2 separate regions of the Homo sapiens genome follow, and region 1 is linked to region 2. A link is an interaction called in ENCODE POLR2A ChIA-PET data of the cell type or tissue named here. Cell type or tissue: OCI-LY7. All regions are shown on one strand.

Region 1 (2,500 bases), 110 kb before region 2:
CTGAGCTTTTTCTGCTCCTCCAAATTTCGGTGGGCCTGTCTAGAACTCAGGGCCCTCTTAGAGCTGTGGCCTTTGGAAGAATTGTTCCCCGTTCCTTTAACTCAGCAGGTGAGGAAACTCTTCCCGGTGAGATGCCGCGTTCTCTGGCCTTTGATAGAGGCACAGGCTTGTTTTTTTAATGGAAAACCAGTTTTGCGAATTGTGGAGAGGAAAATGCATGAATGTGCTTTTGTGCTTTTAAATGACCCTTTTAGAGAGAAGCAGAGAAGCAGTTCTATCAGTTCCCATTTTACACAAAAGACACTTTTCACCAGAGTCCCTGATCCCATAGAACAGAGCTTGGCAAGTGTTTTCTGGGAAGGGCTAGACAGTAGTTTTGCTGGGCTCTGTGGCCCACGTGGCCTCTGGTTTGGTTGCTTGGTTTCTCCTGTTGTTCTTCCAGAGCCGGAGACCCTTCCTTAGGAATGGGCTTGGCTGTGTTCCAATAAAACTTTATTTACAAACACAGAAGGTGGGCCGGACTGTGGATTCTTGGCCTCTGCCGTGACCCATAACATCCCTCCTGGAGGAGGGGTTCTGGGGGGCTGTGTTGGAAGGGGCACCCTCCGGGCTCGGCACCGGGGCCAGACTAAGGGGTGCTCTCACGGGCAGGCAGTCTGGTGGGCAGAACTGGAAAGAAAGGGCTCCTGACTCTGCCTGGGCTCTGGGGGAGGTCACATGGGAGGTGCTTGGAGTGGGGCTGGGGCAGCTGTGGGAAGGAAGCAGCATTAGCCAAGAGCTATGAGACCCCCAGTCGATTGTGGGGACCGGGGCTCCGTGGGCTTTCACCATGCTGCCACCCCGAGGTCACCAGGGCCTTGACCCAGATGCTCCCAGACCAGGCCGGAGACTTTGCATGATTTCAGTGATGAGGGCCCGGCTGTTGGAGAGCCCGTCTGTGCCTGTGTGCTGGGGTTGGTGTCTGGCACCAGGGACCTTTGGGACCTTTAGCCAAGCCAGAGCTGTCCTTCCCCAGTCCTAGCTTGGCAGAGCTGCGTCTGCACTGTTTTCCCTTGTGGCGTTGTGGTGTCGGCCCGTTTGGTGCGCAGCTCAGCATCCGTTCAGACATGTGGCTGCCATCCTGTTCCTGATGAGGCAAATGGCTGTGGCCTGTTTGTTTCCGTGACAGGTCCCCTGGGGACCAGGGGGTGCGGCTGTCTCTCTGTCTGGGAGGTTTACAGCCTGGCAGGAGCCCTGCAGCCCCAGAAGGCTGAGGGCTGGGTGCTCCTGAGAACGGGCAGGCCTAGGGCATGGGGTGGGTCTCCTTGGTCCCTGGCACGTGGTTTTTCTTCTGGGACCCCTCCTCCCTGTGCAGGCCGGGCTCCCCTGGGGGCCCACACTGAGGGTCTGCAGTGTGGCACAGCAGCTGGGACCTGGGCCCCATCGCTGTGAGACCCTCTGGTGACTGGCATCCTGGCGAGATGGAGATGTCTTTGTCAGCTGCTGGGTGGGGGCCCTGGGCAGGGGAGCAGAAGGAAGGTGGGGATGGCAGGTGCGGGCGGCTGGACTGGGCTCTGCTGGGAGGGGGAGCAGGAGGAGGGTGGGGATGGCAGGTGCGGGCGGCTGGACTGGGCTCTGCTGGGAGGGGGAGCAGGAGGAGGGTGGGGATGGCAGGTGTGGGCGGCTGGACTAGACTCTGCTGGGAGGGGAGCAGGAGGAGGGTGGGGATGGCAGGTGCAGGCGGCTGGACTGGGCTCTGCTGGGAGGGGGAGCAGGAGGAGGGTGGGGATGGCAGGTGCGGGCGGCTGGACTAGACTCTGCTGGGAGGGGAGCAGGAGGAGGGTGGGGATGGCAGGTGCGGGCAGCTGGACTGGGCTCTGCTGGGAGGGGAGCAGGAGGAGGTGGGGACGGCAGGTGCGGGAGGCTGGACTGGGCTTTGCGGGAGCAGGAGGAAGGTGGGGATGGCAGGTGCGGGCGGCTGGACTGGGCTCTGCTGGGAGGACCGTGGTTCTGCCTAGGCCAGAGCCCTGCAGTGTCCGCCGTGGTCCCTGCGGTGGGAGGCGTGGTGAGCAGTGCCAGCTTCCTGCTTGTGGAATCCGTCTTTCCTCATAGCTCCATCCTGCTCTGTTAAGCATTAAATTGAAGAGGTGGGGGTCGTCCCTTCTGGTCCAGGCCCGTCTACTCCGCAGCCCTCCTGGGAGGCGTCCAGGGCTTTGGGGCCTGGTCCTGCCCCCTACTTCATTTTGAGAGCGTGGCAAGGGCCCCAGCCCGTTCTGTCCTGGGCGCGGTGGCCACCACCCCTGCTTCTCTTGGCTGGCTTTGGCCTGTTGTCCCCGTTGTGTGTCAGGGGCTCCTGCCCGTGGATCCGGGCCTTCTCCCTGTGGCCTTCTCTGAGCTGCTGCTGCTGCAGGCTGGAGAGCAGGAACTTGAAGCCCTGGCTGGCTGTTCCTTCTCCCTCCTGCGAAGTGGGAGCTGCTGTGCTGGACTCTGCTGCTTTGGGGCTTCATGGGGAACATGACGC
Region 2 (2,500 bases):
CGGGAAGACAGAGGCAGACACTGGGGAGACGCAGCCGAAGCCAAGGGCACCCTAAGAGGCAGGAAGGAGCCTCCCTAGAGCCGTGGGAGGGACCCCGGCCACACGGTGCCCTCAGGCTTCCGCCCTCCACAGCCATGAGGGTGGACTTTGCGTTTCCGCTGTGCCAGGCTGGAGGCCAGGCCACTCACTCACCTCCTCGAACACACTCTTCCGGAAGTCCAGCTCCTCCTGCAGGCTCTGGCAGCGGTTCTCCAGGTCCACACGCATCAGCGTCTCCTTCTCCAGCTGCTTTTTGGCCACTGCATGACCGTCCTCGGCCTGGGAGACACAGGACAGCGAGCTGGTGTGACAATCTGTCTGTTGCATATACCCTGCTGGGGCGTCCCGTGGCTCCTGGCACCTACCTTGGCCAGCTGGGCCCGCAGCTCAGCCACGTCACTCTCCAGGCCGCGCTTGTCGCTGAGGGCAGCTGCCAGCTCCACCTCGCTCCGGTGGAACAGGGACTCCAGGTCCTTCACACGGCCCTGGGCCACCGTAAGCTCGCCCTCCCTCTTCTTGGCGCTGAAAGTCAAGAGGGCAAGTGAGTGGGGAGGGGCAAGGTCCATGGGGCCACAGGGAGCACCTCAGGGGGCGTCAGGCAAGCCCAAAGACAAGGTCACCGAGGCCTCCGAGCCCCAGACCTTCCCGTCCTGCAGACGACGCGGCCCCACGCGCCCAGGCAAAGGCACACGTGCCCTCATCATCTGCCCTGCACTGTCAGGAGTCCAGCAAGTGACAGGCACCAGCGCTTGGGACCACCCTGGAGGCATGGGCTTTCCCAGCCTCTCCTGCCTGTTCTGGACCCAGGACGACCATTTGGGGAGAAATTAATGCATCCTCTGTAAATGTTACAAAGACCCTGGCCTTTGAAGGGTCAGCCTTGTTTGTAAACTTAAGCTGTCTGAAGCAGGCTCACCTGGTTTTCCACTAAACCAAATTAGCTCCAACATTAGATATTTAAGATAGCAAATACTCAGGCTTTTTAAACACACAAATACTACCAGTGTGGATTGTAGGCACTTAAGCTTTTTTTTTTTTTTTTTTTTTTTTTTTTTTAAGAGACAGGGGTTCACTTGTTTGCACAGGCTGGTCTCGAACTCCTGGGCTCAAGGAATCCTCCTGTCTCAGCCTCCCAAAGTGCTGGGATTACAGGTGCGAGCCACCGCGTACGGCTGACTCTTAAATGTTTTTAAGCATAATTATAAGTCTTGGAGCTGAATTTTACCCCCTCCCGACAGGGAACTAACTATATCCTCCCAAGAAACAGTGAGGACACCCAGGGTTCCGCAGCGTCACAACTGCTGACATCTGGGGTGGTCTTGAGTGAGGGCACCCAGGGTTCTGCAGCGTCACAACTGCTGACATTTGGGGTGGTCGAGTGAGGACATCCAGGGTTCCGCAGCGTCACAACTGCTGACATTTGGGGTGGTCCTAGGCACTGCAGGGTGCTGAGCACTGTCCCTGGCCTCCACCCACTTCAGACCAGGAGCTTCTTGCTGCCCAGTTTTGACAACCACAAGTGTCCCCAGGAATCACCCAGTGTCCCCTGGGGACAGAATCACCCCAGGATGGGGACAACTGGGTGTATCTGGAATAACACAGCCAAGGCTGCTGGCTGGACATTCAAAGAACATCCACATCCAGGCGGCTCGAGCCCGTGGCCAGAGGTCAGAAGTGACAGGGACCTCTCCTGCCCAGCAGAATGCACTCCCGACTCTCCCTAGAGCCTTTTTTTTTTTTTGAGTTGGAGTTTCGCTCTTGTTGCCCAGGCTGGATTGCAATGGCGTGATCTCGGCTCACTGCAACCTCCGCCTCCCGGGTTCAAACAATTCTCCTGCCTCAGCCTCCTGTGTAGCTGGGATTACAGGCATGCGCCACCAGCGTCCGCTAATTTTTTATTTTTAGTAGAGATGGGGTTTCTCCATGTTGGCCAGGCTGGTCTCGAACTCCCAACCTCAGGTGATCTGCCCGCCTCGGCCTCCAAAGTGCTGGGATTACAGGCGTGAACCACTGCGCCTGGTCCCCCAGGGCCTTTCAAAAGACCACCTAGGCATTTGCCCAAGAAATGAAAGTGACCCATAGCTGAAAGTGACCGTATGTCTGTCTAAGTATATCTCCATCAATAACTGTATTTATCTATATAATCTATGTCCGTATATATCAATTCTACAGATGGCTGTATCTTTTTTTTTTTTTTTGAGATGGAGTTTCGCTCTTGTTGCCCAGGCTGGAGTGCAATGGTGCGATCTCGGTTCACTGCAACCTCCACCTCCCGGGTTCAAGCGATTCTCCTCCCTCAGCCTCCCAAGTAGCTGAGATTACAGGCAAGTGCCAGCACGCCCAGATAATTTTGTATTTTTAGTAGAGACGGGGTTTCTCCATGTTGGTTAGCCTGGTCTTGAACTCCCATCCTCAAGTGATCTGTCCGCCTTGGCCTCCCAAAGTGCTGGGATTACAGGCA

Evidence for each region. Peaks named below come from ENCODE experiments on the same cell type or tissue, not always from the same donor. Only the 100,000 strongest peaks of a DNase experiment are listed, where the experiment ranks them.
Region 1: POLR2A ChIA-PET joins it to region 2 with 8 read pairs; 9 of 35 experiments call an interaction of 5 or more read pairs at or near these places.

Annotation. Positions count from the first base shown.
Region 1 is chr19:2,331,403-2,333,902 of GRCh38, forward strand. All of the region lies in intron 1 of SPPL2B (signal peptide peptidase like 2B), which reads left to right. Among named protein-coding and RNA genes, the nearest start is that of SPPL2B, 4.0 kb to the left of the region's middle. RefSeq lists an enhancer at 1,120-1,169. In OCI-LY7, a CTCF peak has its summit at 853 (motif pointing left); DNase peaks (open chromatin) are centred at 1,149 and 1,779; H3K4me3 peaks cover 2,050 bases; H3K27ac peaks cover 2,500 bases.
Region 2 is chr19:2,437,971-2,440,470 of GRCh38, forward strand. It overlaps LMNB2 (lamin B2), which reads right to left. Exons shown (of 12, transcript NM_032737.4): 3 at 405-561; 4 at 193-318. Among named protein-coding and RNA genes, the nearest start is that of MIR7108, 4.2 kb to the left of the region's middle. In OCI-LY7, no CTCF peak of the experiment used is centred here; no DNase peak of the experiment used is centred here.